Regions from separate parts of the Homo sapiens genome. Here regions 2 and 3 are each linked to region 1. A link is a loop called in an ENCODE intact Hi-C map of the cell type or tissue named here. Cell type or tissue: PC-9. All regions are shown on one strand. Links, peaks and the distances in the headings refer to the core of each region. The heading gives the core; the rest is flanking DNA.

What was found. A loop is a pair of places that touch in the nucleus more often than their neighbours do. Peaks named below come from ENCODE experiments on the same cell type or tissue, not always from the same donor. Only the 100,000 strongest peaks of a DNase experiment are listed, where the experiment ranks them.
Region 2: it touches region 1 in a loop (5-fold over the local background); 2 of 110 quality-filtered maps call a loop at or near these places.
Region 3: a loop joins it to region 1, with 19 times the contacts of the local background. A loop is called at or near these places in 30 of 110 quality-filtered maps.

What each region holds. Positions count from the first base shown.
Region 1 is chr15:60,322,317-60,333,459 of GRCh38, forward strand. No RefSeq gene overlaps it. Among named protein-coding and RNA genes, the nearest start is that of ANXA2, 70 kb to the right of the region's middle. In PC-9, for the core only: CTCF peaks have their summits at 4,683 (motif pointing left), 4,883, 6,777 and 6,977; no DNase peak of the experiment used is centred there.
Region 2 is chr15:59,819,896-59,831,038 of GRCh38, forward strand. No RefSeq gene overlaps it. Among named protein-coding and RNA genes, the nearest start is that of BNIP2, 140 kb to the left of the region's middle. In PC-9, for the core only: no CTCF peak of the experiment used is centred there; DNase peaks (open chromatin) are centred at 6,256 and 8,596; H3K4me3 peaks cover 462 bases; H3K27ac peaks cover 2,494 bases.
Region 3 is chr15:59,912,639-59,923,781 of GRCh38, forward strand. No RefSeq gene overlaps it. Among named protein-coding and RNA genes, the nearest start is that of FOXB1, 86 kb to the right of the region's middle. RefSeq lists enhancers at 6,988-7,037, 7,098-7,207. In PC-9, for the core only: a CTCF peak has its summit at 5,087 (motif pointing right); DNase peaks (open chromatin) are centred at 5,073 and 6,893; H3K27ac peaks cover 1,498 bases.

The DNA of each region.
Region 1 (11,143 bases), core at 2,663-7,662:
TTTATCATTTTAAATGATTGCCCAGCATTCTACTATTGATACCAGAATTTCTTTAGCTACTCTCTACTGTTGGATATTTAGACTGCTTTCAATCTTTTGGCTGTCATAAATATTACAATATTCTATTCACAAAGCTCTTCAACCTAGTCCAGTTATTTTTCCAGAATAACTTCCTAGACGTGGAATTGTTGGATCAAAGGGTGTGCATCTTTAAGACTTTGATAACTATTACAAAACTGCCCTCCAGAAAGCTTGTACCGTTAAATACCACCATTTCCCCCTATCATCACCCTCACTGCATAGCAGCACTCTTTTTCCTCTTCGCATTTAGTATTTTTACATTTCAATGGGCCTACTGTAGCTAAAAATATCGTTTATGGCAGCATCTTTTTTAGAAGTAATGACACTTGCTGAAATTAGGCAGTTTTGAGCTGTGCCATAATCCTAGTTTGGGTGTGGGGCATCAGTGCTTCTCAGACTCTACCATGCATTGAGGATCTTGTTAAATTGCAGATTGATTCATTAGGTCTGGGTTAGAGATTGAGTTGCTGCATTTCTAACAAGCTCCAGGGAACACCGATGCTGCTGGTCCAAAAACTACACTTTGAGGAGCTTGAGCAATTCACTGAACTGCAAAGGGCCTCTGTTTACCCATCTGTGAAATGAAAAGCTTGGAGTAGCCGGTCTTTGAGTGCCTTCTTTTTCCACTCCACCCCCCGCCCCTGAGACGGAGTCTCACTCTGTTGCCCAGGCTGGAGTGCAATGGCGTGATCTCGGCTCACTGCAACTTCCACCCCCCGGGTTCAAGAAATTCTCATGTCTCAGCCTCCGGAGTAGCTAGGATTACAGGCACCAGCCACCACGCCTGGCTAATTTTTGTATTTTTTAGCAGACATGGGGTTTCTCCACGTTGGTGAGGCTGGTCTTGAACTCCTGACCTCGGGTGATCCACCTGCTTCAGCCTCCCAAAGTGCTGGGATTACAGGCGTAAGCCACCACGCCCGGCCTAAGTTCCTTATCTCCAACAGTGAAAGAAGTTGTCCCTTGAGCAAATATAACTAGGTGCATCCTGAATTTTTCACTAGGACAGTTGTGAATATCTTCTTCCCTTCATCCCGCAGGACTGCACGCAGGTCCACAATGAGGAAACAAAGTGTGAGGCCAACCAAGCAGCTGACATTCAAGCAGCCACTTCTCAAGGGAAAAAACACCCCTGAAAGAGAACACTCTGCTCCAACTGGCATTTCTCCTGGTAGTGCATGATTATAACGATGTACATCATTTTCTTTTCCCAAAAGGAATAGATTTAGCAAGAACCTGAGGCTAATTCGCCCATTAAGGGAACAAAGAGTGAAATAAGGGAGGAGAATTGACAGAAATATTGCATCCGTAAATACCTTGCCAAAGAGCTTGCAGAAGTCAGCTCTCGGCACAGGGAGTCTCAGTGTCTTCGACAGAATTTGACTTGTCCTGGCTACTCCCTTCTGTTTGTTTCTCCCGCATGCTTTTCTGCAACACTAAAAGGTAGGCAGAAGGACAATATTAAAAGATGGGCAGAAGCAGCTCAGAATGCCTGGGCTGACTCCAGTGGCCGCCTAAAATAATGGGGAATCTATAGACATCTTTTCTTGTTTACCAGTGGTGGGCAAATGCTGCCACGCTAGTTCTGTAAGAACATGAAACATGTGTTATTCACCCTGATAGAAGAAAAACTGTAAATGCGCTCTAGTTCAGTTAGGGTATCAGATAAGACCGTGAGTGGCTGTTGGGTTCAATTCTCTATTTTTGCAAAACTGGGCTGGAATTATTTACTTTTAGTAACAATGCATTCGCCCCACCTTCAAACATTTTTCTCCTCCTTCTTTCCTTTTACTGGAAGAGAGTTTCATTTGTTCACAAAACTCTTTTTCTCACTTTAATTTCCTTTAAATTCAGTCCGTTTTGACTCCTAAGGAAACTTTCATTTTTAAAAAAGGACCAAACTCCTTTGTTTTTCTCTTAGATGGATGATGCCCTGCCCTGCTCTCCAGCAGCCCCCACAAAGTTAGGAGGTTTTGTTTCTTAAATTAGGCCAGAACTAGTCATTCTGATGAACTCCAACTCCAATCAAGGACATTGGCCAATCTGTCAGAACCTAAAATAAAAATAAATCCACTAGCAGTGTCTTCCACTTTGAATGTTTATCCTGCTGGGTGCCCCTCTTTCTTTCTGCAATGGAAGAACCCGCTTCCATTTTGCAAGTCTGTGTGTGCCCCCTCGTTTGGAGCCATTTGCAATCTCTTGCACTCCCGTTTCAAGGTGGAGCCCCAGCCAAGATGAGTTTCTCTGAAGAGCTGCTACCCTAATTCCTCCCGTTCACTTCGAAGCTTGTCAGGGGGACCCAAGCAATAAGAAGGTCAATAGGAAAACAAATCCCACCTTATTAAGTCTTGTTTGATCTTAAAACCACATCATCCGAGATTTCAGCGACATTATGCTGGCTCCGCACAAGAGGAACAGAGTTTTCTTATGAAAATAAATTAGACAAGCACACAGAAGAAAAAGAAAATGATGTGCAACGGTTAAAATGTTTGAGAGCCTTACATGTGGCCAGCGAGCTCAGCAAAGGACACTGGTTTCTTTTTCTCTCTTCTTTAGTCTTTTATTCCCTACTCTCTGTTCTCCTTGCAGCAAAACAAATATTTTTCCTACCACAAATATTTTTAAGGTGCTACTTTTCAATTAACGATGTTTTATTTCTTTTGTGTGATGGGGTTTTTCTTTTTCGCACTGAAATGATAAAGACACTGAAGATGGCAAAGGGAAGCCCTAGGAACAGCCTTGCTACAATCCATCAGCTGCGATAATATCAAGATGAATATATTGTCAGGAATCTGTATGTAGCATTTCATTTATCCTACCCACTCTGCTAAGAGCGGCTCCCCCGGGGATTACATTATTATTCAAGCTTCCTGGACTCACTCCAAATGCATATTGCAACTACAATTCAAAGGGAAACTTATAAAAGGTGATAGGAAATAGACCTTCTACAGAACATTTTTTAAAAATTAACCTTTTCAGAGTTTAATTCCATCCTATATACCTATAAATAGACCAGCTTTCAGGAACTAAAAACTAATCCTATAGTAATAACACAAAGCTCAATTTCTCATTCCATACGATCATTAATATTACTTTAAAAATCACGAGAAATCTCTTCAACTTCTTAAGCATTGTAATTCATTTCTGTACACCAATTCAAGAAACCTCATTAGTTTAGGTGGCCTTTTTGCAATACCATCCAAGGCACGCAAATATTTGGAATTTTTACCTTAGGTCAGAGTTTAAGAAAAAAATGATTTCTCATTTCCAGAAAGGATTTATGAATGTAGAAAAATGCTTTTGTGACAGTGACATGTTTGTGTTACCTAATTCACAAATAAAATAAGCTATATAGAATATATGAAGTAAAAATCAAAAGGAAAAAAGAGAAAGGATTTTATATAAATGGTGGATAATTTTTAAGTAAAAAAAAATCTTGTTACATCCTTAACATTTTTAAATCTTGTTACATCCTTAACATTTTTTTCTATAACCCAGTTTCAATACTCCAATCAAATGTAAGATGGAAGAGCTTTGATTTGAGAGAAAAAAAATCCTTTGAACATTGATCGACATGTGATTTGTGCAATTATTTAACCTGGATTTAACTCCCTCTACTCTATGCTCAAATCACTTGATTGACTGAGATGCTGTTTCCATTGAGCTGGGTTTACAATTATCTTTAAACAAGCGAAACTTCAAAGGCTGCTCAATGGGTATTTTCCGTTCTTCATGAGAACTCGTAAATGTATAACCTGCATATAAACAAGTCACTCTACCTAATTAAATGGAATCTCTTCCTCTCTATTAAAAATTTAGAAGTGCTGCCTGGGTATAAACATGTCATCTCAGAAGGTGGGAGGAGAGACCCTCTTAACGTCCGTGAACAACCAGCTGAATCTCCTTTAAGCAAAGCCACGTTAATAATAGCACAGACACATAAATTATTCTAATTATTTTATTATCAGTAAAGATTGGTTAAACGGAAAGGGTGTTCATTGTTGGCAATTATGCCCTCAAGTTTTATCTGACTACTAGGGAAATGCAGTCCAGGGCTTTAATTTACTTCAGAGACCGTCACATAGCTTCTTGCCCACTTTCTTTTTCAAACATCTGTATCCTAGAAGAGGTAACAGGTAATGGAGCATTTTCGCTGATGGCTGCGTCTAGACTGGAAAATGTTTTTTTGTTTGTGTTTGTTTGTTTGTTTTTGTTTTCTTTAATCACATTTCTAGACTTAGAACTCTTAGGAAAATGATCCATAAAAGGTCTAGTTTGGAAATTGAAATGTTCTTAAAGCGTTTTGAGTTTGTGTTGTTTCGTTTGATTGTTAAAGGAAGAAAAGGTTCTTAAAGTCCTTGTCCCTTTTTTGAAAACTGATGGAGAAATTATAAAGCACCTCCAGCTAATGAAAATAGTTTACCTTGAGCTCAGGATTCACTGCTATAGCTCCCAATCTTCTTTTTTTAAAAAAAAGAAAAACTCTTTTCATAAAGTTTGAAACAATATTTGTGGCATTAAGCTTTATATCATAAGACCAGGCAGAAATTGCAGCATGTAAATGTTTGAAAAGGAGACGTAGACTTTTGAGCTGTGAGGTGCTTTGTTGGAGCGTCCTCTTGTGGTCAAATGTCATCAATACAACTTTAGAGTCACTTTTTTTTAAAGGGCGGTTTTGACAAACCCACAGTAGCGCAATGTTGACACAAGTTGCAATTCAGGATTGAAAGTTTGGTATCTTGTTAGATTTTGTATCCTCTCCTATTCTCCAGAAACACCTTAAAATGCATTCACTCAAGCAAACAGGAATTCATGAGAGCTCTTAAATATACAAGAACTCTTAAAATACACAAAAATTATGCACAAATGCAAGGCAATGCTCCTTACTGATCTGGGAACAGAGAAAGTCTACCTCATGAGGTGGCATCTCTCCCCAGGTGTCCTTCAACTGGCCATGGGAGGGACAGTTTTTTCCCATCAGCACCACTGTCAGAGGCCAATAGCATGAGATGTAGTGGCTGCAGGCTGGGTGGATCATGTCACCCATCACTGCCCCTGTGACGTTGAGTGCACCCATCTGCAAGGAGAAGGTATATCCCCAGTGGAGCAAGGCTCCCAGAGGCCTCAGTTCTTAGATGGAAGTGAGTATGGCTTTTCTCTGATACCTGTTCCAATAGGGAATTCAAAGTGAGGGGGAAATATTAAAGGGAGTTATTATATTCAAGTATTTCCATAATTTGTTAACTGTAAAATATATATCATTTTTATGGCTTCAAAATAATCTACTTAGAAGCCTCACTAAAGATAAGGATCTTTGTGAAAATTCCTGCCTTTGACCAGAAATCTGGGTTAAAACAGATTGAGAAATGAGAGCTTCTCTTTGATACCTCACATTTTTAGGTCTTGAAGGGACTCTGGGCATTATAGATTTCAAACTTCTCATTTTACAGATTAGAAAGAAAACAAAGAGGCTGGGCACAGTGGCTTATGCCTGTAATCCCAGCACTTTGGGAGGTCAAGGTGAGCAGATCACTTGAGGCCAGGAGTTCAAGACCAGCCCGGCCAACATGGTGAAATCCCGACTCTACTAAAAATACAAAAATTAGCTGGGTTTGGTGGCAGGGGCCTGCAATCCCAGCTACTCAGGAGGCTGAGGCAGGAGAGTTGCTTAGACCCAGGAGGTGGAGGTTGCAGTGAGCCAAGATCACACCACTGCACTCCAGCCTGGCTGACAGAGTGAGAGAAAGAAGGAAAGAATGAAAGGAAGGAAGGAAGGAAGGAAGGAAGGAAGGAAGGCAGGCAGGCGGGAGGGAGGGGGAGGGAAGAGGGGGGAGGGAGGGATAGGGGATGTGGGGAGAGAGAGAGAAGAAAAGAAAAGAGAAAGAAAGAAAAGAAGGCACAATGAGGGATAGGGACCTGCCCAGGGTCTCCTGGTAGAAAGCAGCAAACTTGGGATGGGAAGGGAGTGTCTCAGCTGTAGTTAACATGGCCCACCCTCCTTGGCTCCATCTTGCCAAAGAGCTTTCTGGCATCCAATTCCTAACACTAGCCTGAAGTTCCCAATTTGCCTCAATTGCCCCTACACTTCACCTAAAACTTCTGTCCTGCCACTGATTGGTCCATCCTGGCTCTTTCCTCATAATGATAAATAAATGATCACCGTATTCTTTAAGATAAGACTAGCCGCATTTGAAAATCACATAATATAAAGCATCCTCTCTGAAAATTTCTGGAATTCTCATTCCTTGTTTATGTACCTGGATTTAACTCCCTCTACTCTATGCTCAAATCACTTGATTGACTGAGATGCTGTCACTCTTGTCACTCAAGAGTCTTATACAAAATAGGGTATGGAAAGAAACTAATAATGTGCATTTTTATTATAAATGCCAATTTTAGCACATCTCAATGACTGATTTTATAGATCATTAGGAAGTAGCTTTTAGTCATTTATGAAAATAAAAGCCCATAGAATTATTCATCGTAGGTAAAAGAAAAAACTGAAGAAAGGTCTTTGATCAGCTGCCCTAAGGTTTTCAGCTAATATATGACATAGAAATGTGTAAGGGTTCTGGGAGATTGATGGACCGCCAAGATCTGAGATGGCTATGGTTGCCGCAGACATCCCCACAAGATGGCGCTCTTCTTTATTTTCCATTCATCTTAATTTTAAAAAGTGATTTTTACAGTTTCAGAATAAAACAGAATCATGAAATATGTAGATGGTTTCATATATTATCCTGTTTAATGTTGCAACATACATCGCAGTTATAAAAATCAGCGTCCCCCTCCCCCACCCTGTCAGGAGGCGATCCCTGCCTGGATCCCCAAGGGTAGGGTGAGGGGTGTTGATGGTGCTCTTAGGAAATGCCAGGACTTGGCAGAAAGGGAGTGTGTGGGGTGTGGATGTGTGTTGCAAGATTCTGTTTTTCCTAAAAGGTGAATTTAGTCTTAAAAGTATGTTAATAAGATTTTCTCATATATTAAGAGTTTTCTATCATCAAGGCTAAAGCAGAGGCTTCCCAATCACAGCCCCTTCCTCCACAAATTCCCCTCCTGAAGGGACTGTGCTGTCTATATCCCCTCCCTCCCACAGCAGTTCCTCTCCTGGGCTATTGAAATAGCAATGGATTCATAACTCTCTTTAGAAAGCAGCAGACAGCAACTGATTTCGCAGGAAAATGAGTAAAAAGAAAATAATATGTTGAAGTTATTTTAAAACCTCATGGATTTGGGCTAGAGTTCCCAATGATTGCCTCCACCATACTCTGGTTCCAAAAACTAGACTGAAATATTTTGCTAATAAAGAAATTGATCCTGGCTTTTCAACAAATGAGGCTGGAACAACTGGATGTCCATATGCAAAAAGAATAGCCTAGAGAAAGACCTTATACCTTACATAAAAATTAATTCAGAATGGGCCAGGTGCAGAGGCTCATGCCTGTAATACCAGCACTTTGGGAGGCCAAGGCAGGCGGATAACTTGAGGTCAGGAGTTTGAGACCAGCCTGGCCAACACCCTGTCTCTACCAAAAAATACCAAAATTGTCCAGGTGTGGTGGTCCACGCCTGTAATCCCAGCTACTTGATTGAGACAGGAGCTGAGACAGGACAATCGCTTGAACCCAAGAGATAGAAGTTTCAGTGAGCCAAGATTGCACCACTGCAGTCCAGCCTGGGTGACAGAGTGAAACCCTATCTCAAAAAAGAGAAAAAAAAAAAAAGTCAATTCAGAATGAATGGCCTAAACATAAACTGCAAAACCATGAAAACTTCTTGAATACAACGTAGGAGAAAATCTACATGACCTTGGGTTTGGTGATGAGTTTTAAAATACAATACCAATAGCAATCTCCAAGAAAGAAAAAATTGGTAAGTTGGACTTTACTAAAATTTAAAACTTCTGCTCTGTGAAAGACACCGTTAGGAGAATGAAAAGACAAGCCACAGGCTGGAAGAAAATATTTGCAGAACACATATCTGACAAAGGACTCGTATTTAAAACCCGAAAGAATTCTTAAAACTCAACAAATGAAAAACAAGTAACAGAATAAAGAAGGTGCAAAAGATCTGAAAAGACACCTCAATAAAGAAGATATATATGGCACAGAAGTATACAAAAAGGTGTTTGACATCATTTGTCATTAGAAAATTGCAAATGAAAATAATGAAACACTACTGGGGCTGGGCGCGGTAGCTCATGCCTATAATCCCAAAACTTTGGGAGGCCAAGACGGGTGGATCACCTGAGGTCAGGAGTTCGAGACCAGCCTGGCCAACAGGGTGAAACCCTGTCTCTACAAAGAATACAAAAATTACCTGGGTGTGGGGGTACGTGCCTGTAATCCCAGCTACTCCAGAGGCTGAGGCAGGAGAATCGCTTGAAGCCAGGAGGCGGAGGTTGCAGTGAGCTGAGAACGCACCACTGTACTTTAGCCTGGGTGACAGACCAAGACCCCATCTCAAAAAACAAAAAAAAGAAAAAAGAAAAGAAACACTACTACACAACTATTAGATACTACACAACTATTAGAGTGGCCACACCCAAAAAATCTGACAATACCAACTGCTGGCAAGGATGTAGAGTAACAGAAACTCCCATTCTTTGCCAGTGGGAATTCAAAATGGCATAGCCACTTTGGAAGACAGTTTAACAGTTTCTTACAAAATGAAATAATCTTTTATCATGTGACCCAGCAATTGTGCTCCTAGGTATTTGTCCAAATGAGCTGAAACTTATGTCCCCACAAAAATTTGCACAGCAATGTTTATAACAGCTTTATTCAAAATCACCAAAAACTGAAAGCAGCCAACATGTCCTTTAATAGGTGAATGGAAAAGCAAACTGTGGTGCATTTATACAATGAAATATCATCTAGCAATAAAAAAAAAAGATATCAAACCACGAAAAGACATAGATGGCCAGATGTGGTGGCTCACGCCTATAACGCCAACACATTGAAAGACCAAGGTGGGAGGATCACTTGAGGTTAGGAGTTTGAGACCAGCCTCACCAACATGGTGAAACCCCATCTCTACTAAAAAAACAAAACTTAGCTGGGCGTGGTGGCACACACCTGTAATCCCAGCTACTCTGGAGGCTGAGGCAGGAGAATCACTTGAACCAGGAAGGTGGACGTGGCAGTGAGCCAAGATCTCACCACTGCACTCCAGCTTGAGTGACAGAGTAAGACTCTATCTCACCAGTATTCAACATTCTTAAATAAAAGAATTTTCAAACCAGAATCTCATATCCAGCCAAACTAAGCTTCATAAGTGAAGGAGAAATAAAATCCTTTACAGACAAGCAAATGCTGAGAGATTTTGTCACCACTAGGCCTGCCTTACAAGAGTTCCTGAAGGAAGCACTAAACACGGAAAGGAACAACTGGTACCAGCCACTGCAAAAACATGCCAAATCATAAAGACCATCAACACTATGAAGAAACTGCATCAATTAACAGGCAAAATTACCAGCTAACATCGTAATGACAGGATCAAATTCAAGCATAACAATATTAACCTTCAATGTAAATGGGCTAAATGCTACAATTAAAAGACAGACTGGTAAATTGGACAAAGAGTCAAGACCCATCTGTGTGCTGTATTGAGGAGACCCATCTCACAATGCAAAGACACACATAGGCTCAAAATAAAGGGATGGAGGAAGATCTACCAAACAAATGGAAAACAACAAAAAAGCAGGAGTTGGAATCCTAGTCTCTGATAAAACAGACTTTAAACCAACAAAGATGAAAAGAGACAAAGAAGGCCACTACATAATGGTAAAGGGATCAATTCAACAAGAAGGGCTAACTATCCTAAATATATATGCACCCAATACAGGAGCACCCAGATTCATAAAGCAAGTCCTTAGAGACCTACAAAGAGACTTAGACTCACACACAATGATAGGAGACTTTAACACCCCACTGTCAATATTAGACAGATCAATGAGACACAAGGTTAACAAGGATATCCAGGACCTGAACTCAGCTCTGCAACAGGCAGACCTAATAGACATCTACAGAACTCTCCACCCCAAATCAACAAAATATACATTATTCTCACCACCACATCGCACTTATTCTAAAACTGACCACATTGTTGGAAGTAAAGCACTCCTCAGCAAATACTGTCTCTCAGACCACAGTGCAATCAAACTAGAACTCAGGATTAAGAAACTCACTCAAAACCGCTCAACTACATGGAAACTGAACAACCTGCTCCGGAATGACTGCTGGGTACATAATGAAATGAAGGCAGAAATAAAGATGTTCTTTGAAACCAATGAGAACAAAGACACAATGTACCAGAATCTTGGGGACACATTTAAAGCAGTGTGTAGAGGGAAATTTATAGCACTAAATGCCCACAAGAGAAAGCAGGAAAGATCTAAAATCGTCACCCTAACATCACAATTAAAAGAATTGGAGAAGCAAGAGCAAACACATTTAAAAGCTAGCAGAAGGCAAGAAATAACTAAGATCAGAGCAGAACTGAAGGAGACAGACACACAAAAAACCCTTCAAAAAAATCAGTGAATCTGAGAGCTGGTTTTTGAAAAGATCAACAAAACTGATAGACTGCTAGCAAGATTAATAAAGAAGAAAAGAGAGAAGAATCAAATAGACACAATAAAAAGTGATAAAGGGGATATCACCACGGATCCCACAGAAATACAAACTACCATCAGAGAATACTATAAACACCTCTACGCAAATAAACTAGAAAATCTAGAAGAAATGGATAAATTTCTGGACACATACACCCTTCCAAGACTAAACCAGGAAGAAGTTGAATCTCTGAATAGACCAACAACAGGCTCTGAAATTGAGGCAATAATTAATAGCCTAACAACCAAAAAAAGTCCAGGACCAGATGGATTCACAGCCAAATTCTACCAGAGGTACAAAGATGAGCTGGTACCATTCCTTCGGAAACTATTCCAATCATCATTTTATGAGGCCAGCATCCTCCTGATCCCAAAGCCTGGCAGACAAAAAAAGAGAATTTTAGACCAATATCCCTGATAAACATTCATGCAAAAGTCATCAATAAA
Region 2 (11,143 bases), core at 3,698-8,697, 500 kb before region 1:
AGGAATTTCCTTTCCAATATGGTGGAGTAGAAACCCTGAACAGATCTCCTTGTGTAAATTACAAACAGCCTGCTTAGAAATGCATTGTTGAGCTGGAAATAAAGTAAGGAAACTTCAGATGCCCCAAATACAGTGGAAGTGGGAACCCATAGAGCAATGAGCTCACCTTTCTTTCTGGGGAGCTTCTGATGTATTTTGGTCACTTTGAACTTTCATTTTGACTACTGCATGGAAAAAGAGGAACAGGAAATAAAATTTATAGCTTACCTAGGATGAGTCTAATAGGAGGTCCTTGCATAAATCTGGGATCCTAAAGAGTTATAATTATCAGAGAAACAGTGAACTACAAATAGGACCTGCTGAGGGGGACGAAAAGAAAGTTGCCTTTCCTGACTTTAACAATGGTCAGGAAAGAGGGTAAAAAAAATCTTTCGTAACCATAAATCAGCCCACATTCAACCCAAATGACACTTTCAGAATACTCTGAAAAAGGTCAAGTCTAAAATTTAATTTAAAATTGTGTAAGGCTTCCGGGCCCAGTGGCTCATGCCTGTAATCCCAGCACTTTGGGAGGCTGAGGCAAGAGGATCGCTTGAGCCCAGGCATTCCAGACCAGCATGGGCAACATGCGCTTGAGCCCAGGCATTCCAGACCAGCATGGGCAACATGGCAAAACCCTGTCTCTATAAAAATTAGCCAGGTGTAGTGGTGCATGCTTGTAGTCCCGGCTATTCGGGAGGCTGAAGGTAGGAGGATCTCTTGAGCCCAAGAGGTCGACACTACAGTGAGCCAAGATCATGCCACTGCACTCCAACCTGGGTGACAGAGCAAGACCCTGTCTCAATAATAACAATGAATAAAATAAAATGGTGTATGGCAACTGGATGAAGCAAATGTTAAACCCTCTGTAGAAGAACATACCTTAAACCAAGGCTTTCAAACTCTCCATGAAATCTGAGCTCACAGTAAAAAGATAATAATAATAATAATAAGCAAAAAAACCAAGATATTGTGGATGACAGCTAAGAAAAATAATGATCAACAGAATGTTGGAATTTCAGGTTCCAAATAAAAATAATTGCATTTTAATATGTTTAATATAAAAATAAGGCACATGGAATCTTAAAAATGATCATGTAGATTTGAAAAAGAACCAAATGGAATTTTTAGAAGTAACACATCAAATAACTGAAATAAAAACTGAATGGATAAATTAGATACAGCTAAAGAGAGAACTCGTGCAATGACAGAGTTGAAGAAATTATTCACAATGCAGCACAGATGAACAAAATGATTTTAAAGGATTGAAAATATTAAAGCGAAAGTGATGCAGAATATGGGATGAAAACATTTTACTTATACCTAATCAGAGTTATGGCAAGAGAGGTGAAAGAAATGTATGAGAAATTCAAGACAGAACGGCTGAAAATTTTTCAGAACTGACAAAGTACACCAACTGTCATATTCCAAGAGCCTAAGGAATCTCAAGCAGGATAAACAAGAGGAAATTTATATGTGGACAACAAAATAAAATTACATAACATTGAAGACAAGGAGTTATTAAAACCAGCTATGGAAAGTATTCCCAAAGGAATGACACTTAGATTAACAGCTGGCTTTTCAACCCATAATGCAATCCAGAAGACTACAAAATGATCTAATGCTCTGAAAGGAAAAAATATATTAAAATAGAATTGTATACCCAATAAAATTAACTTCCAGGAGCAGAGTAAAGATATTTTCATCCTAGCAAAATCAGAGTTTTCTATTAAAAGACCATTAAGAAAGAAAATTCCAAGTGATATCCTTCAAGCAGAGAAAATAAATGATCCCAAATGAAAGTACAGTTTTCAAGGAGAAAAGATAAGCAAAAAAAATCCTAATAAATATACAGTCAAAACTCAGTGGAAATTTACTTAAAAAATAATTGTCTAATTTGTGGGATCAGTAAAAAATAAGATAAAATTAAAATGTAAGTGAGGCAGGAGAATTGCTTGAGTCCAGGAGTTCAAAACCAGCCTGGAAAACATAATGAGACCCTGCCCCTATTTTTTTTCAGTAAAAAAATTTTTTTCTTTAAATTAAACAAATTAAAATATAGGAAGAAAATAGGAAATAAGCTAGGGTTGAAATGATCAAAATTAAAATAGTCTAAGTTCCTTATATTATTTTTGAGAAGGGTAAAATATTAACTTTGTATTTTAAAAAATAATTATTTATATTAAAATGTTCAGGTGGTTACTAAAAGTATATACATAGAGTATACAACTTCCAACTTAGAAGAGAATAAAAAGAGAATGAGCAAAAGAGAAATATGATTAAAACCTTAAAAAAGGCAAGGAAAGAGGAAAAAAAGGAAACAGAATTGGAAGGACAAATGAAAAGCACAAAATAAGGGAGCATAAATAAATCCAAACCGGGTCGGGCACAGTGGCTCACGCCTGTAATCCCGGCACTTTGGGAGGCCGAGGCTGGTGGATCACGAGGTCAGGAGATCGAGACCATCCTGGCTAACATGGTGAAACCCCGACTCTACTAAAAATGCAAAAAATTAGCCGGGCGTGGTGGCGGGTGCCTGTAGTCTTAGCTACTCGGGAGGCTGAGGCAGGAGAATGGCGTGAACCAGGGAGGCGGAGCTTGCAGTGAGCTGAGATCCCACCACTGCACTCCAGCCTGGGCGACAGAGCAAGACCCCATCTCTAAATAAATACATAAATAAATCCAAACCAATCATTAATCTCAATAAGTACACAAGACTAAACAACCCAGTTAAAAAACAAAGATTTTTAGAGCGGATTAAAAAAATGTGACGGCTGTAACAATTCTTAATAACTATTTACTTAATAATGTGGCTTCAAGACATATAAAACAAAAACTGATAAACTTACACAGAGAAACAAACAAAAATCCACCTTTATCTTTTTTCCATTAGTCATAAGACAGAAAATAAGTAACTGTGCAGTTGATCTTCCAAGTGTAATTAACAAACTTTATCTAATGGATAAATAATATACTGCATCCAATACTTGGAAAACACACATCCTTTTTGTTTCAGTTTTTATTGCTGCCATAACAAATACCACCAAATCAGCAGCTTAAAACAACGCAAACTTATTATCTCAAAGTTTTATAGGTCAGAAATCCGTACAGGTCTCACCAGGCTAAAACCAAGGTACCAGGACTGTTTTTCTTACTCAGAGCTTTGGGGGAGAATCTGCTCCTAGCCTAATGTAGATTGTTGGCAGAGTTCAGTCCCGTGCAGTTGTAGGACTGATGTCCCTGTTCCTGCTGGCTGTTGGCCTGAGGTTGTTCTAAGCTTCTAGAGGTCACTTCACAACCCTTCGCTCATAGAGCCCTATGTCTTCAGAGGTAGCAATGGTGTTTGAGTTCATACACTCATCTCTCTTGTCTTCTCTTCTGTCACATCTCTGATTAGCAGAAGACGTTTCTCCATTTTCACAGGCTCATATATTTAGATTGGGCCCATCTGGATAATCTGTGATAATCTCCCCATTTCAAGGTCTGTAATCTTAAACACATCTACAAAGTTTTTATGTGTGGTATATATTATAACATAATTACATATTCCAGGCATTAGGGCATAGGCATCTTTGGGAGATCATTATTCTGGCAACCACACTTTCCAAACTTACATAGAACGTGCAAAATTGTACTCACACATAATCATAAATAAACGTCTACAAAATTCATGTTCTGTGAGCAAAATGTAATTGTGTTACAAAGTAACAAAAGGATAATTAGAAAGCACCAAAAGTTTAAAAATTAAGAAATATAGTTCTGCATACTCATGGACCAAATAAGAAATCAATTACAAGTGGAATAAATAAAAGTAATCCATACCCAAACCTGTGAAGTATAGCCAAAGAACTACTTAGAGGCAAATTTATAGCTTTATATGGTCAGAGGAAGGTTTAAAAATATCTCACACTGTTATCTCTCTCAAGATGTTAGAAAAAGAAGAACAGAATAAACACCAACTAAACGAAAAAAAAATACTGAAGATCCTAGTGAAAATTAATGAAATAGAAGATAAATACTCAACAAAGAGGATCAACAAAGTCAAAGATTGGTTCTTTGAAGATAATTAATAACATTGACAAACCTTTAGCAGCATTGACCATTAAAAAATGATAGATGGCATAAATAAATGTAATTAGGAATGAAAATGGAGACATAAATACAGGAGCAGCAGAAATTTAAAAGATAATGAACAGCCTGATTATTAAATATATGCCAATAAAATTGCAAACTTAGATAAAATGGACAAACTTCCAGAAAAATAAACTTACCAAAACCAAAAACAAACTCAAAAAACATCTTAAATAGTTTTATAAACCTTCCAGAAATTCAATTGATAGGTAAGGTCTATATAAAGAAAACACCAGGCCCATTGGTTTTTCAGAGAAGTTCTGACAATTATTTACGGTTCAAATAAGTATACTTTTACTGAAATAGAAAATAGAGCAAAGTATAGGTGGGAAATTCCTTAATATTACAAGGAGTACTTATACATAATTTACAGTAAATATCATACTTATTTGTGAAAGATCAAGAGCAAAATAGTGATATCCTCTTACGTACCATTTTTATATAACGCGTTCCTGAAGGTCTTCCTAGCTAACAAGGCAAGAGAAAGATATGCTAAAAAGTTTAAGAATGAAAAAATGCTCCTAAATGGTGTTGGTTTTTGTACACAGAAAAGCTTATCTAAGAAATTATTAATATTAACAAAAATATAGTGGGTTTCTAACAAATCAATGTAGAAGTCAATTTTATTTCTCTATACAAGCAACAAATTTAGAAAACACAATTTTAAAAAGATAAAATCTGTGAAAATAGCAAGGATATAAAGGTTTTAGAAATGAATGCAACCAAAAAGTGTGTAAGCTCTTTATACCAAAAAGTATTAAAGTTTATTAAAAGACAATTTAAAATAAATATGGGGGTATTCTATATATGTGAATAAGAAAATTAATGTATTATATATGTCAATGCTCCCAAATTGACCTGTGTAGATGCAATACAATTCCAATAAAAAAGTAACTCATAAAAAAGGTAGTGGGATGAATGATTATCCATATGGAAAAAAATTTAATTTGAATCCTTGCTTCATAGCATACACAAAATGAATCCCAGGTGGATTAAATACTTAAATATGAAAGGCAAAACTATGATTATTTTAGAAAACAACACAGGGGAAGATCTTTATAAATCAGAGACAGGAAAAATTTCTTTTACAAAACTCTAAAAACATGCATTCCATAGTGGAAAATATATGTTTAAATCACTTCAAATTAAAAAGTTTTCATCAAAGTCACTATAAAGAAAGTGAAAGGCAATTTACAAAGGATTAGAATCCAGACTCTAGGAAAATCTCAATGAAATACCACTTTACACTCTCAGGATTAAGAAACATTAAAAATCTTGAGATATTGGCAAGGATGTGAAACAATGGAAACTCATATCTTTTCGGTGGGAGTGTAAGTGGTACAGCCACTTTAAAAGACAATTTATTGCGGCATTATTCACAATAGCAAAGACTTGGAACCAACCCAAATGCCCAACAATGATAGACTGGATTAAGAAAATGTGGCACATATACACCATGGAATACTATGCAGCCATAAAAAATGATGAGTTCATGTCCTTTGTAGGGACATGGATGAAATTGGAAATCATCATTCTCAGTAAACTATCGCAAGAACAAAAAACCAAACACCACATATTCTCACTCATAGGTGGGAATTGAACAATGAGAACACATGGACACAGGAAGGGGAACATCACACTCTGGGGACTGTTGTGGGGTGGGGGGAGGGGGGAGGGATAGCATTGGGAGATATACCTAATGCTAGATGACGAGTTAGTGGGTGCAGCGCACCAGCATGGCACATGTATACATATGTAACCAACCTGCACATTGTGCACATGTACCCTAAAACTTAAAGTAAAATAATAATAATAATTAAAAAAAAGACAATTTTGAACTTCAAAGTAAAGTTACAGATCGCATACCCTACTGTCTGGCATTGTATGCCTCGGTATATACACCAGCAGTGGTTCTCAAAGGGAAGGTCAGTGGACCACGTGCATCAGAATCAACAGGGAGGCTGCAAGATGCAGATTCCTGGACTCCATCTCAGAAGGAGTCAGAATTCTCAGGGATGAGTCTGCGACGTTTGTAGGTGTTCCAGGAAATTAAAAGGCATGCTGAAATTTGAGATCTACTGCCCTAAGGCATCTCTAGCACGGAGGTAGTGTGAGACACATACAAAATATTCTATAGCAGCACTGCCTAAAAAAACAAAGGAAACTACCCAAATATGCAGCAATGTAGAATAGGTAAATAAATAATGGTAAATTCACACGTTTTAAAACCATATAGCAGCAACATGCATCCACAGGGTAAATCTCAGGAACATAATAACATGGGAGGAAAAGCAAAGAAGACCTACAGTATCCTTATATTTATACTAAATACAAAAACATGCAAAATCAAACAATATGTAATCATATGACTTAGGGATACATGCGTATAAAATTCAGGGATTATATAAGGAATAATAAAAATAAATTTAAAATAGAGGTTTCCTCTGTAAGAAGGAAAGGTTGAGCAGTAAGAAGGATCACACAGGGCTTTTGGGGATACTGGTAATTTTATGAATGAGTATTCATTTCATTATTTTTCTTTACATCTTACACATATGATATAAATATATTTTTATATGTATTCAATATTTAATACAAAATTTTTTGAAAGAAAAAAAGGATAGTTGAAGAGATGTTGGTTAAAAGTTGATTGCTTACATAGCAAACAGTTGTTAATGCCTCTGAAACTGTTTTTGACAGCTCTTTAAAATATTACAGATGGGCACGGTGGCTCATACCTGTAATCTCAGCACTGTAGGATGCTGTGGCGGGAGGATCGTTTGAGCTTAGGAGTTCGAGACCAGCCTGAGCAACATGATGAAACCCCATTTCTACAAAAAATACAAAAATTAGCCAGGTGTGTTGGTGCACACCTCTGGTCCCAGCTACCAAGAGGCTGAGGTGGGAGGATCATTTGAGCCAGGGGGGTCAAGGCTGCCACGAGCCATGATTGTATCACTGCACTCCAGCCTGGGTAACAGAGTCAGAGCCTGTCTCAAAAATTTAAAAAAATAAATTCTTACTGACTATTGCTGCTCATCAATTTTGCCTCTAGGGCAGAAATTATGGAAAGGGAAAGCCAGTGGGGAAGAGGCAGAGAGAATAATTTTGCAACATTTTGACAACTGGCATTTTGGAAAACATCTCTTAAGTTTTCAAACAACTATATTGATCTGTCAATGCTTCAGGCAATTAAGGAGAGTTCCTAGAGAGGGTGAGCCATGTATGATTACGTGTGCCCTGTCTATTTTTGATCACACTGACCAGGAGCAAGCCAAGTGCCAAGCAGTTAATAGGATGTTCTCAAAGACCACCTTTCCCATCGTGCCACCTGCCGTACTCCTTCAAAATAAGATAAATATTTTCGTAAAGTGTCCTCTGACACCACTGAAGCCATGTATTCCAAGCTATTTGTGTCCTGCTAAATAATGTGGCTTCTCTATATTTCTGATTTAAAGAAGACACATTGAAATTCCATAAAACCCTACAATCTCCAACACGGACTTGGCTTCTGAGTTGCAGTTTCAAAATAACTCTCTGTGGAGCTTAAGTAGGTCTATTCAAAGCTGATAGAGTTGTGAGACTTGATTTGTAGGTAGCATTCCAAAGATGCCCACCCGTTTCATTATGATGAAAAAGATGAAGTCCCAGAGAAAGGGATGCAGCAAAAAATTCACATTAAAATAATTCTTGAAAATAATTCACACAATTACAAATGCATTCGACAAAAGGTTGGAAGCTGATCCAAGCTTAGAAAGAAGCCTGACAATTCACCAAGGGTATAGAAAAGATGCCTGCTTCATATGGCAAGTAGCGTGGTGAAAGAAGAGAAGCGCTTTTCAAACTACTTTTGATAAGTTTCTTATAAATAAAGTACTTTAATTCTCAATGTTTCTCATGTTTTAAATTACAGTGTACTAAATACATATTAGTTTTACTATTTTTTGATTTCCTTATATGTTTATAATTGATAGTATGATCAATTTTAGCGCTTTGACAAAAAATTCTTAAAAGTCAAAAATCAATCATATATTTTTTTACAGTTATTAAGAATACTTTGTGGGGTTACAGCTTCTTGGTCATTTTTGTAGTTCTGCTCTGCCATGCTAAGTAGGGATTGCCCGTATAGCATGTTGATTTTGCATATGTGTTTCACTTAAGGAATTTCAATGTAAGGGAAAAAAAACATTTTTAATTCGGTTTGTTTTCCTTAGGCTTTATATTCTTTAGGAGGCAGTTTTGCCTATGACAAGTTGATTAAAACTAAGTAAGCTTATTAATATCTAAAAGGACTGTTAACTGTAGAAAAATAGTTTCTTTATTGAAGGGTTGTCGGCACGTCTAATTTATTAGCTTTGTCATCGTCTGTGAGTGAGAACATAAATCTTGTTTAGTGATCAAGATGAAAAACACTTGGAATACCTACCATAGCAAAATTCTCCACATACTTTCCAAAGATAAACACATACATCACCTTAGGCTCCTAAGTGGGAAAGTTTGATTACCTACATCCAAAAATATGAAACCCTATTATAGATGTCACATGAATGAAAACTGCACAGCAGAACTTTCCATTGATAATAGCACTATGATTCCAAAAGTGGGCTAAAAATTCAAAATGCCAACAAAAATAAACAAGCAAAATGCCTTTAAATATCTAAAATAGTATAAAATGTGACCAAACATGGTCGTCTTAGAAATAAGAGCTAAAGGGTGGTGTTTACTCAAAAAGTTAGGGGCATCAGGTCTTTGGGATGAATTTGAGGTCTTATTAGTGAGTCAGTCATGTCCAATTCAAACTAGCTTGAGAAACGCAGGAATAGGAATTTATTGGCTCAACGTACAGGGGCTGTAACTCAGGCATGGCTCACTCCAGGTTCTCCACACCGCCTGCAAATTTGCACGTCTCCATCTCTCAGCTCTGCTTTCCTTTTCGGTGGCTCCCCTCTCAAACAGGCAAGATAATTTCTGAAAGTTCCAGACCTGCATCCTCTGGCTTAGCAACTCCAGCCAGAAGAGAGCTCTTCTATTCATACGGGAACGCCCAGAGTTTCAAGACTGACTCACGGCCCCGGGTGCGGTGGCTCACGCCTATAATCCCAGCACTTTGGGAGGCCGAGGTGGGCGGATCATTTGAGGTCAAGAATTCGAGATCAGCCTGGCCAACATGGTGAACCCCGTCTCTACTAAAGATACAAAAAATTAGCCGGGCGTGGTGGCATGTGCCTGTAATCCCAGCTACTCAAGAGGCTGAGGCAGAAGAATAGCTTGAACCCGGGAGAGGGAGGTTGCAGTGAGCTGAGATCGCATCACTGCACTCCAGCCTGGGTGACAAGAGCGACAATCCATCTAAAAAAAAAATAGCCAGGCGTGGTGGCACATGCCTGTAATCCCAGCTACTCGGGAGGTTGAGGCAGGAGAATCGCTTGAACGCGGGAGGTGAGGTTGCAGTGAGCCAAGATAGCACCACTGCATTCCAGCCTGGGCGACACAGCGAGACTCTGTCTCAAAAAAACAAACACAAAGACAAAATAACAACAACAAAAAAACCCCCTGACTTTTGGCTCGTTGGATTAGCACTGGTGTCTCTACAACTAGAACATATGCCCATCCTGGGGCTGGAGAGGAGGACAACATGAGCTCTTGCAAACCACACTGGCTGGCTGTGTGAGGGGTTGGTTTCCCCTGAAAGAAATCTGGGATCTCCAAGAGCAGGATAAATAAAAAACAGGGCAGGTAAAAGGGACAGATGATCATAACGGAATGACACAGAGCTTGAGAGTTTGAAAGATTTTCGAGATTAAATTCTAGGCTAAGTTCTACCAAGAAGAGATCTAGGTTACAGCCTTCTGCAAGGCAATGAATCCATTTCTGCTTTTCTTCCCACGTGGCCAGAAAGTTAATTCTGTGGATGAACAATTCCGGATGTTTGAGTTTTTATACTGTTGTTCAAATCTACCTTGCTGCAGTTTCTACTGTGGGCCCAAGTTCTATCTCCAGGAACACCAGAGTAGCAAATACTTAGTCCTTGAACACAGCTACTATCATCCTTCCCACCAGGGTTCTGAAGGCTGCCTCCCCACCGCACACACATACACAGCCAGAGGAAGATTAACTGTGAAGCGGTCACAGTTCAGGCTTCAGGGCCTCTCCCCACTGCAAGCCCATGGGTGCTGAGAGTTAGAGAGATTCCTAGGAGGGGAGGGGAAGCCAGGCTCCCACCAGGAAGCCATTTCTGCCTACATATCTCTGGTAAACTGCCTAGAGCTCTCAAAAGGAAAGTGACCTCAATCCTTAAGTCTCCAATGATTTATTGTGATCTGTTTTCTCATTCAAAATAAGCAGTCAAATTCCCATTTACTTTGGTCATTGTAATTTTGCATTCATTTTCTTGAAGGAGATTCTCCCCTTCTCACTCCTACTGTATTATACCAGGTTTAGACCCCACAAAACCTGGATCTGCCACTGTATAGAGCCTTTCCCCTTTCTCTTCTGTCCTTTTAATGCTGTAGCTTCCAGGTATTTTTCTATCTAGAGCAGCCTCCAGCTTTTTAAAGTTGGATGTCTAGAGCTGGAAAAAATGCCATGGATATGCTTTGGCTTGCAGAGTCAGGCAGGATCTCATTCTCTTCTCCTGGTGCCTGTGGTTCCATTAATGCAGGCCTGGGTGGTGACAGCCTCACTTTCACAGCACGTGCCTCACATGGCTTGTTCATTTCATCTGGGGTCTGTGCGGAACAGTAGCTCTTCTTCACTCTCTACTGTTTTGAGTACAGGTTTTGTAGTTAATGGATAGGTAACCAATTGTCAAGGTTGGTTGGAATTATTACTTCTAATGTGGCCATCATTGCCTGCTTTGAGGGACAAAATTTTAAATGTAACACAAATGTCCAGAATGCAGGTTTTTGAGGAAAAGGAAAAATGAAATCTTACTTGAATCCATCCTGTCTGTCATCCACATCATTTTGGTGTA
Region 3 (11,143 bases), core at 2,278-7,277, 410 kb before region 1:
CTATGCAGCCATAATAAAGGATGAGTTCGTGTCCTTTGTAGGGACATGGATGAAGCTGGAAACCATCATTCTGAGCAGACTATCGCAAGGACAGAAAACCAAACACCACGTGTTCTCACTCATGGGTGGGAATTGAGCAATGAGAACACTTGGACACAGGGTGGAGAACATCACACACCGGAGCCCGTCGTGGGGTGGGGGGAGGGGGGAGGGATAGCATTAGGAGATATACCTAATGTAAATGACGAGTTGATGGGTGCAGCACACCAACATGGCACATGTATACATATGTAACAAACCTGCAAGTTGTGCACATGTACCGTAGAACTTAAAGCATAATAATAAAAAAAGTTTACCTGTCTTTTCTTTTTCCTGGATGTACATGGTTTTGATAATAATACTGTGATTTACATTGTACCTGTTAACTCCTGGTTCTTGGCTGTCTTTCTTTTCCAAGCAGCCTCAGCCGTCCTGGGGAATGGGAAGAACAGGAAGATCAATCCATTCAATAGGCTGTTACAATTGCTACAACCCCTGCCGGCTTACATGGGAGGGGGCTTTTAAAAAAGGTGCCTTCCAGGTGGCAATTCCATGCATCTGAGCAGGTAAGGCCAGGTGCAGGGGAAAATATCTGATATGTTGCAACTAAACTAAGGGAGAAATGAAACCACAGGTCTGCTGTCTCCTGGCACATATGTACATGCTTTGTTCCGAGTTATAAAATTGTGTGTATGAAGTTGGGAATTATCCGAACCCAGAAGTATCCTCATGTTCTTCTTATGTCACTAGTCTCCCGTACACTCCTCCCTGGACCCAAGGTGGCTTTATCTTTAATTACCATTCACCAAGTTTGCACGTGGTATTTCTCATTAGAAGGCGAGTACCTCTTTGTCCAAGCCACTGGGAGTGGGGAGCACTCAGTATGGCCTATCTTGAAGCTGTAACCCCACTCAGGTAGCCCCTACGCTGTTCTTAGCTTTCTCACTCCTGAGGTCAAAAGAATACAAACTATTCCAGCTCTGCACATGTCTCCTTAATGTGTCTGTCTCTTTATAAAGTCTTCTTGGAATTCACATCTTTTTATAATTTACTAATTTAATTCATTTTATATCTACAAATCTACTTTTCTTTCCCTTCTCGAGTACAATAGATTATGACTTGAAATCTTCTCTCCAATCAATACTGTGCCCCCAACACCGTCTTCCCTCCGTTTGTCACTAGAACAAAGCATTTGCTTATTGTATTTCACAATCGTGGTGACACCATCTGTACTGGTTGTATAATGTTTGGTAGGCTTTGTCATAATTTACTTAAACATCCTCTTGTTTACTGAACACTAGGGTTATTCTGATTCTTCACTGTTGGGAATGGTACTGTAATAAACATTTTGGAACATGAACCTTTTTTTTACCTTTTAATACTTTTTTCTCCTTAGAATAGAGTTCAAATAGTGGCCATTTCCATGTGATAGCCTCCATTAAAAAGCAAGCATTTCCCACACATATTTATGCATGTGTTAGATTCTTTGGTGGGGGTGGGTAATGGAAATGATTCCTTTTCAGTCAAAGAACTCTTTTTCTACATTTCCCTTCTTTTTCCTCCTTACCTTACTTTCTCCTCTGATCCTGCCTAGAAATCAAATCCAGGACACCAAAGCATGAGCCTTAGGAGAGCATTGCCAGGGCTGCTACGAGCAATAAAGTTATGGGTGAGCGACTTTACATCGTTACTGATCCTTCTTTTTCATTCAGTCTTCTCTGAGATCCCATCCAGTGCTAACGATCTTTGAGTCCTTAAACCAGTCTTTACTCAGCTCCTCCATCTTCAAGTACAGCCCTCTCTGCTTTTGTAATTAGCAACTAAGAATGTTCAATTTGTTATAAGTAATTAATTTAATTAATTAATAAAGTTACACTTAAGAAAGACTTTTGGGCCAATGCTTCATCACACCCAAGTTCCTTTTCTACTTCTTTTATCTGGAAAAGTAAATTTAGGCTCCAAAAAGTTTTCTGAAAAGCTAACAATGCCTGCTTTTTACAGAGGATGGTATTTTTTTTTAAATTTACTTCTATACCCTAAAAAGTACTTAGAAGTCTAAGATTAAATTCTCAGAATGGTCCTGTCTTTGGTAGTCCTAGTTTTCCAGGACCAAAGAAATCATGCTCCTTGTTAATTTTGCAAATCATGACAATACAGTAATAATAGTTCCTGATTGCCTAGTACTTTTACATATGTTATATAATTTATTCTTCTGTACAATTCTATAAACTGGGCAATGTAGATTTGCTTATCTTTATGGATGAGGAAACTGAGACTCCAGAGGTTACTTGCTTAAGACACAACAAGCCTCTTGGACTTGGATCCAATGGCTGATCTGGAGATTCCAGGGAATCTCTAGAGCAAGCCATTTTATACCGTTCTTGGCAAGCTCTGATAGCTCGCAATGCCTTCCTTATTTTGGGCTAAACCTCTCTCCTGAGTTGACTTCTACCCACTCACTTGTCCTGGTTTTAGCTTTCAGGCTCCATAGAAAAAGTCTAATATTTTGCTTCCATGTGACATGAAATTTGGGGACAAAAGACCAAAGTGTCCTTTGGGTCTGCTCTTCTTCAGAAGAAAGAAGTATGTTCCTTCAGCTATTTCTCCAATGGCATGATTTTAGCCTCATTACCTTGGTGAACATGTTTGTTTTAAACTGAACGTGATTCTCCGATGGGGTCAACATACAGAATAGCAGGATGATCTTCCCTCCTCTTCTAAAAGTTCTAGACCTGCCTAAACTACCCATTAGCTTTCTTGCCTGGACACCTTTAGGTTATATTCAGTTTACAATCTACAAAAGCCCTCTACCCATTTCCTCCTCCCCTCCCTCCCTCCCTTCTTCCTCCCTTCCCTTCTCTTCCATTCCCTATCCTTCCTTCTTTTTTTTTTTTGAGACAGATTCTCTCTCTATTGTTCATGCTGGAGTTCAGTGGTGCGACCTACTAGGCTCAATAGATTCTCCTGCCTCAGCCTCCCAAGTAGCTGAGATTACGGGTGCGTGCCACCACCCCAGACTAATTTTTGTGTTATTATCATTTTTTCTTTTTAGTGGAGACGGGGTTTCGCCATGTTGGCCAGGCTGGTCTTGAATTCCTGGCCTCAAGCGACCTGCCTGCCTCAGCCTCCCAAAGTGCTAGGATTACAGGAATGAGCTACCACGCCCTTACCCATTTCATACAAGGTACTATTGAGTTATGTCTTCCCGGTATTGAGCTCGTGCCAATGTCTTTTTGGATCAACTACAAACACACGTTTTTACTTTTCCCTATGTTACTTCACCTTTTATTAAAGTAGATTTGGTTCCCAAATTCTAAGCTGTTAAGATTTGAAGACAGTTTAATTCAGATTATTGTAGAGAAATCTAATTCATTCTTTGTAATAGGCATATAATGACTCCTACAATCAATGAGTCTCAATTTATACAAGTATCCTCTTATTGATATATATGGGCATTGTCTTGATTTGAATTTGTTTTGCCAACTGTAAGCAATGCTACAAGAAACGTACTTCCATATATATACTGGTGTTTTATTTAAAAAAAAAATAGTCTTAAAAGCTGGGTCAGAGGATGTCTGCATTTGTAATCCTAACGGCTATGAATAGATTATTTTACCAAAGGTAACAACAGTACAGAGTAATGCTGGCAGCATGTGAGGTAGCAAGAAGAGTTAGAAATAGATTTAAAAACAAAAGCATAAAAGAGTAAAATAAAGCTAGGAGTAAAGTAAGTCTCTGAATTTTTTCTATACCATACGTGTATTCCTTTGATAAAAAGCTAGCGAAAAATTCTCTCCTAAAGCTTTTTGTTATTAAGCCTGTGGAAATAATGGTCTTTTTCTCTGCACTGCTGAAGTATTTACTATTTGCAAAACTCACTATTTGTTCCATTCCTGAGGCAATTAATCACAGAGGATCCCTGACCATCAAGCGTTCTATTGTTATAATGAGCTGTCATTCAGAGCTTTCATTGTCATCCACATCTTTATGACTTAAGAGGTCAACCTTGGAGTCAAACGCACCAGGGTTCAAATTCCAGCCATTTACCCACTTACCAAGTGTGTGGTTTTGAGGCATTACTTAGAAGCCTTAAGTTTCAGCTTCATCTGTAAAATGGGTATAATACTTCTTTACTTTCAAGTATTCAGAATTAATAATGTAATGTATACAAAGCCCCCTGGAAAAGTGCCTGGTACACACTACTACTGGATGATTAATATTTACACATACTACCACTATTGTATGGTTAGGTGCCAGGCTTTGCAAAGCACTTTACATACACTTTCCTAAAACCAGAACTATGGCTGGGCACAGTGGCTCGCGCCTGTAATCCCAACACCTTGGGAGGCTGAGATGGGTGGATCACTTGAGTCAGGAGTTCGAGATCAGCCTGACCAACATGACAAAACCCCATCTCTACTAAAAATACAAAATTAGCTGGGCATGGTAGCGCTTGCCTGTAGTCCCAGCTACTTGGAAGGCTGAGGCATGAGAATCCCTTGAATCCAGGAGGGAGAGTTTGCGGTGAGCTGAGATCATGCCACTGCACTCCAGCCTGGGTGACAGAGTGAGACTCCATCTCAAAAAAACAAAACAAGCAAACAAATTAAAATAGAACTATAATTCACACATGTAGCCACTCAACTAATGATTTCAGAATAAAGTAAGTACTATTACGACTCCATTTTGTAGATGAGAAAATGAGGATCACAGAGGTAAAAGTAACTTGTCTAAGGTCAAACAGCTAAAATAAAACCTTCATTCAATGAATGTTAATTATACTAATTACTACTAATCTTGAGATTGCCTCAATATATGCAGCTTGGAACATGAGACTGATGAAACTTTAGGGTAGCTACTGGGATAATGAGTGACTGAAGGAGCTAACCCTACTTTAGGCTGCAACCAGCACCTACGTCCCAAAGGGCTAGAGTGGCGTGGGCAGGCATTCTATCTCTCTGCAGAGTGTAGCCATAAAGTGGAGAGGGTGGGGCCAGAGCCGGCTGAGAGTGAACGTATCAGAAATGCCAGAAGGTGGCAGTGTGGGGTGGTACCTGGAGAGGTATGCCTGGGGTCAGTGAGATGGCTGGGCCTCACAGGGACGGGTTTGGCAAGGATTAAGCTGCATTCATGATGGGACTTCAGTCTTTCTGGGATTAGGGTTCAAATCAGAAACAGGATAAAGTTCAGTAGTGACAACACAGTCACAGCATGGGGTCAGAGGGGATTATAGCTCTCAGGGTCATGGAGGGCCCTGGGGACTCACCCCACAGGCTCATGGCCTGAGGACCCCCAATATCTGACCAACGGACTAGGGGTTGGTAAGCCAACAGCTCCCGGGCCTCTGTGTCTGCTGTCAAGGGAAAGCGCACGGGGAGGGAACCTGCATTCATTGGGCAGATTCAAAGCCTATGTTAGCCATGTTTAGGCCCCAAGAATACACGGACATTTCAAACTCAGGGTTCCTTCCCCTGTGTTCTGTGTTCTAGCACAACCGTTCTGCTTTTTAAAACCTTCCTGTAGCTCTCTTGATTCAAATGAATACATCACTTAGAAGTTAAAACCAAAGGACATAGCGTATATCCCAGATGAACAGCAAGGATGGGTCTTTGAGGTTTGCTTTTTCAACAGCAGTTTTGCCTCTGGTCTCTGCACCAAAATCGGGTCCCTTCCTCATCTCATACATTCTCTCTTTGCTTTTACAGTTCAGAAAACTGCAGCATGTGACCCTCAGTGTGTGTCCCTCTGTAAAGCATCCACTTACATAACTTTTCCTGCTATTATCTAAAAATATATCAGTGCACTTGGCTTGAGAATGTTTTTGAGACTTAAATTTACACTCAGCACTTCAAAAGCATCACAGTAAGCCTGTTGAAACTTCCAGTGTGAAAGCTCAGAAATTCTAATAAGCACTAGACTACACTCACAAATAAAAAACATTCTTTCCAATCCTCTCCTGTAGGACTCAGGGAGAATAATTAGAACAATAGAGATAATACTCTCTGAAATTAAGCCAATTTCAGCTCTCTCCAAAGGTTTTCATTAAATGCAGGGGAAAGCCAGAGATATGAGCTGGAATCTTTTCCTAGCCACTTGCTGGCTGTGTAATGTGGGATCATTTGGCTGATCTTCCCAAATCTCTGTTTCCTTATTTGTAAAATGGGAGTATTTGAAAACTCCAGGAGTCATTGGGAAGATCAAATTCTATTATGCACCTGCAAGCTACAAAGCTGTTGTACACCTCATAACTGAGCGCCTTCTTTTCCTTTTCCTTCTTTTTTTGTAATTTATGTATTTATTTTAATTTTTTTAAAGTAGAAATGGGGTCTTACTACATTACCCAGACTGGTTTTGAAATCCTGGGCTCAAGCGATCCTCCCGCCTCAGCCTCCCAAAGTGTTGGGATTACAGGCGTGAGCCACAGCACCCAGCTTTCTTTTTCCTTTTATCTTAATTGTGCTTTGGTTAGTTTTTGAGACTGAGACATTTGACAGGACTTTGAGATGGGCCGCATGGCAGAGGAAGACCAGGAACTGAGACTCTAGCGTGGCTCCACCTCTCACTGCATTGTCTCGGGAAAGCAACCTTCATTTCTGCATCTCAGTTTCCTTTTATCTGAGAGATGTGGATCTTGACCAAATAATCATCAATGTCTCCTCTCAATCTATGATTTAGGGTTTAACCTTTAAATTCGGCAGCACCCTTTCATGAATGGTCTGAGCCAATGACGAGACAGCAGCATTTCTCTTTTGGTATTGCCAGATTAGAGGTCTCGCTGGTGGCTTTTGACTCATACCTGTTTTCTTTCCTGCTTTGCTCTATGCTTTCCACAGCGGTGATCTCATTCAATTCTCACAAGAACCTCATGAGTCAGAAAAGGCAGATATGACTGTCTGCATTTTACAGATGATGAAAATGAAGCCTTGGGAGGGTGATAAATCTGCCCAGATCACCCAAGTAGTTGGAAAAGTCAGTTCTCCAGAGGTTGAAAGGGCCTCGACTCTCCAGGGACTGGGGAAACCCACAGAGAGAAACCCACTCCCCTGCATCCAGCCTTGTCTGAGCTCCCATCCTCTCTTGTAACAGCCTCATAACCAGTCTTCCTCCTCATGCCCTTCCCCTACCACACAGTTGCTTCTCAACACAGCAGCCAGAGTGGAGTTTTAAAAATGTAAGTCAGGGCTGGGCACAGTGGCTCATGCCTATAATCCCAGCACTCTGGGAGGCTGAGGTGGGTGAATCACCTGAGGTGTAGAAAGAGAGAGAAAGAAGAGAGAGAGAGAGAAGGAGGAGGTGTCACACACTTTTAAACAGCCAGATCTCATGACAGATCACTCATTATCTCGAGGACAGCACAAAGACATTTGTGGGGGGCTGCCTCCCCATGACCCAAACACTTCCCACTAAGCCCCACCTCCAACACTGGGGATTACATTTCAACATGAGATTTGGAGGGGACAAATATCCAAGCCATATCACTCCTCCTCTGCCCTCACTAATTGTATATAGTTAATTGGCCTACATGTCTTTCTTCCCTGATAAAGTGTGACTGCTAAAGTCACACTTGCAGTTCTGAGCGAACCAGGATGATGGTTCACCCCCACTGTGAGCTCCATAAGAGATCCTGTCTCACTTTTCTTTGTCTTTCCAGAGTCTAGGTGAGACCTGGAGCACCAAAGTGTTAGTTAAATAAAAAATGTACACATGCGTACTCCAGCTTTTAGAGGCTGGACTGTGTTCACTTTGAACTACTTTAAAATGAGCTCTAGGCTGGGTGCAGTGGCTCATGCCAGTAATCCCAGCATTTTGAGAGGCCGAGGCAGGCGGATCACTTGAGGTCATGAGTTGGAGACCAGCCTGGCCAACATGGAAAAACCCTGTTTCTAGGAAAAATAAAAATAAAATAAAGTAAAATAAGCTCTACACATCTTGGAAGAAAGTGAGAAATATCACTATGAATAAATCCTATTAGAAACAGGTCTTTTTATGCACCCTGGCAGGCTGGTTGGCCCGTTCAGACACACCTTGAAATGTGCAAATCGAATACACAGGGTGGCCCTCAGCCTGTAGTATCTTGCTGCTCAAAGCATGGTCCATGCACTAGCACCAGTGGTATTGCCTCAGAGCTTGCTAGAAATGCAGAATCTCAGGCCTTACCATAAAACTGCTGAATCGGAATCTACATTTTAAGAAGATCCCAGCTCATTCATATACATAGTAAATGTCAAGAATCGCTGCTTTAGGGCCCGTTAGAAATACCTGTGGATCCACATCTACTTTGCCAGCCTTACCCTTGCAAATGTTGCTTTGAAAGATTGCCAGGTAGTGCTCAGGCATCTGATTTGGAAAAAAAAAAAAAATGTTTATTCGCCAGGCGCGGTGGCTCACGCCTGTAATCCCAGCACTTTGGGAGGCCGAGGCAGGCGGATCACGAGGTCAGGAGATTGAGACCATCCTGGCTAACAGGGTGAAACCCCGTCTCTACTAAAAATACAAAAAATTAGCTGGGCGAGGTGGCGGGCGCCTGTAGTCCCAGCTACTTGGGAGGCTGAGGCAGGAGAATGGCGTGAACCCAGGGGGCGAAGCCTGCAGTGAGCAGAGATCATGCCACTGCACTCCAGCCTGGGCGACAGTGAGCCGTCTCAAGAAAAAAAAAAATGTTTATTTTGACATGCAGCAAAGATTGAGAATGGCTAGAAATGTGTTTTTCTTATTGCCCTTATTCCTGAAAATATGATACTTGGACCACCTGTATCTGGTGCTTGCAGAAAGGACTGATTTCCAGGCAATATCTCAGAATATGGAATCAGAATCTTAGAAGTAGGGTAAGGCACTGAAATTGGTATTTTCCATAAATTTTGTAGGGGATTCCTATGTATACCAAAGTTTAAAAACCTCTGCCCTAGGAAGAGGAATGATGGAGAAGTGATATGAGTGCTCCTGGGTTTTTTGCCTGTCTGGAATTCCTTCACTACCGCCAATACCCCCATTTTGTAACATTATTCTTTTGGAGATCCACTTCTGTTTTCAGTCCACCTGGATTAGATACGACCGACCTTTCCTCCTTCCAGAAGTGAGCATGTGATCTAGGCCTTACCAGTGAAAGAATTCCTTCCCCCTGCCCACAGCCATTGCTTAAAGATTGAGCACAACTCAGGGTTTATGAATGAGATTGGCACCATTTCTAGAATTATTGGGGGAAGAGATGCTCTTTTTGCTAGATTCCTGAGCAGAAGTCTTGGGCTGCTGGAGGTCATCTTTGCTAACCTTTGGGGGAACCTGTCAACACAGAAGAGGGCTGAGGCAGATGGAGGTGGCAAGAAGGGCACCCTGCCACTCACAAAGCCCTGAGAATGACTTGTGTGGATTCAGGCCTTTAAAGCTGACTGCAGCACAACTTGACATTAGGTATTAAATGAAGAATGAGCCTGTTCAACATGGTGAAACCCTCTCTCTACCAAATAAAGATATAAAAATTCACTGGGCATGGTGGTGCATACCCGTAGTATCAGCTACTTGGGAGGCTGAGGTGGGAGGATCACTTGAGCCTGGGAGGCGGAGGTTGCAGTGAGCCAAGATCATGCCACTGCATTCCAGCCAGGGCAACAAAGCAAGACCCCATCTCAGCAACAACAACAAAAACAAATCTGTGGTCAAATAGCTTGTGAAACTTTGCACTGAACACATTTCCACAGAGTTTATTTCTCAGGACTTCTCAGATTATTATTTATTTATTTATTTATTTATTTTTAGAGACAGGGTTTCACTCTGTCACCCAGGTTAGAATGCAGTGGCACGATCCTACCTCACTGCGGCCTTGGACTCCTGGGCTCAAGGGATCCTCCTGCCGCAGTTTCCTGAGTAGCTGGGACTACAGGCACATGCCACCACAGCTGGCTCATTTTTTTTATTTTTGTAGAGACAGGGTTTCACTATGTTGCCCAGGCTGGTCTGGAACTCCTGGGCTCAAGTAATTGTCCTGCTTTGGCCTCCCAAAGTGCTGGGATTACAGATGTGACCCATGATGTCCGGGCTCAGAGTCCTTAATATGTCAAAGTACATTGTAAGTTTCTAAGATGTTGCATTTAACACGGGTAGATCTAAAAAAAAAAGATATAGCGGGTTATGGTATAGTGTCCCTTGGGAAAAAAGGGCAGGAAGCATAGGTTAAATGGTTTACAAAGTATTTTCACACCTATCATTTTATTTAATGCTTCCAAGAGTTTTTGAGGGGAGCACTTTTGCCACAGATGAAGAAAATAAGTCTCAAGGAGTTGGGTGAATTGCCTAAGGCTGCCCAGCCAGCTGGCAGCTGCCCTAAATCCCCAGGGGTCAGTGGCAGAGTAAGATGCGGGAGACTTGGCAGCTCCTGACCCCAGCACTGGTCATTCTGATGTTCCCCTCTGCCGCCCGAGATGGCATTTCCTGGAATGAAAAGGAGCCAAGGTGGGTTGGTTGGTTGTGAGGATACCACAAGATTACAGTGAATTATGCATGTGTTAACTGATGCTGATGTGGTACAAATAAACTCATGCCCCCTCTCTTTTAGGTGGTTCTTCAAAAAGTCTTTGCAGAGACCATTACTGTTGGAAATTAGAAGCAAGAAAGGAGTTGCCCCAAAAACAATACAAGGGAGTTCTAACCTTTGTTTCCAATTTAATGAAGGCTCCCCTGAGATTAAAGAAACGTAGGTGCATAGGCTTGGAGAAGCTCCTCTCTCCAGACAACGTTATTCCCATCCCCTGGTGTTCCCACCTCCTGTTGCTATGCTAGTATAAGCTGACACTCTTGGGGAATGATTTTAAAAAAAACAATTTGGAAGTTTTAGCCAACTCAAACTTAAGAATGTCCTCAGATTCATAATGTGCTGAGGCTAGATTTATCTATCAGTTCATGAAACATTCAAAATTATAAAACCAGAAAGTAAAACAGTGTTTTTTGATCTAAACCTCATGTTCCTTCTTCTATATATACCACATGAGAAGAATTTACAGAGAAAAGACAAGGTTGAAATACCGGCTTCACTGAGATTTAGCTGCATGATTTTAGGCAAGACAAAAAACCACCTCTCTTGAGCGGTTTCCTCAGCTATAAAATGGAGGAA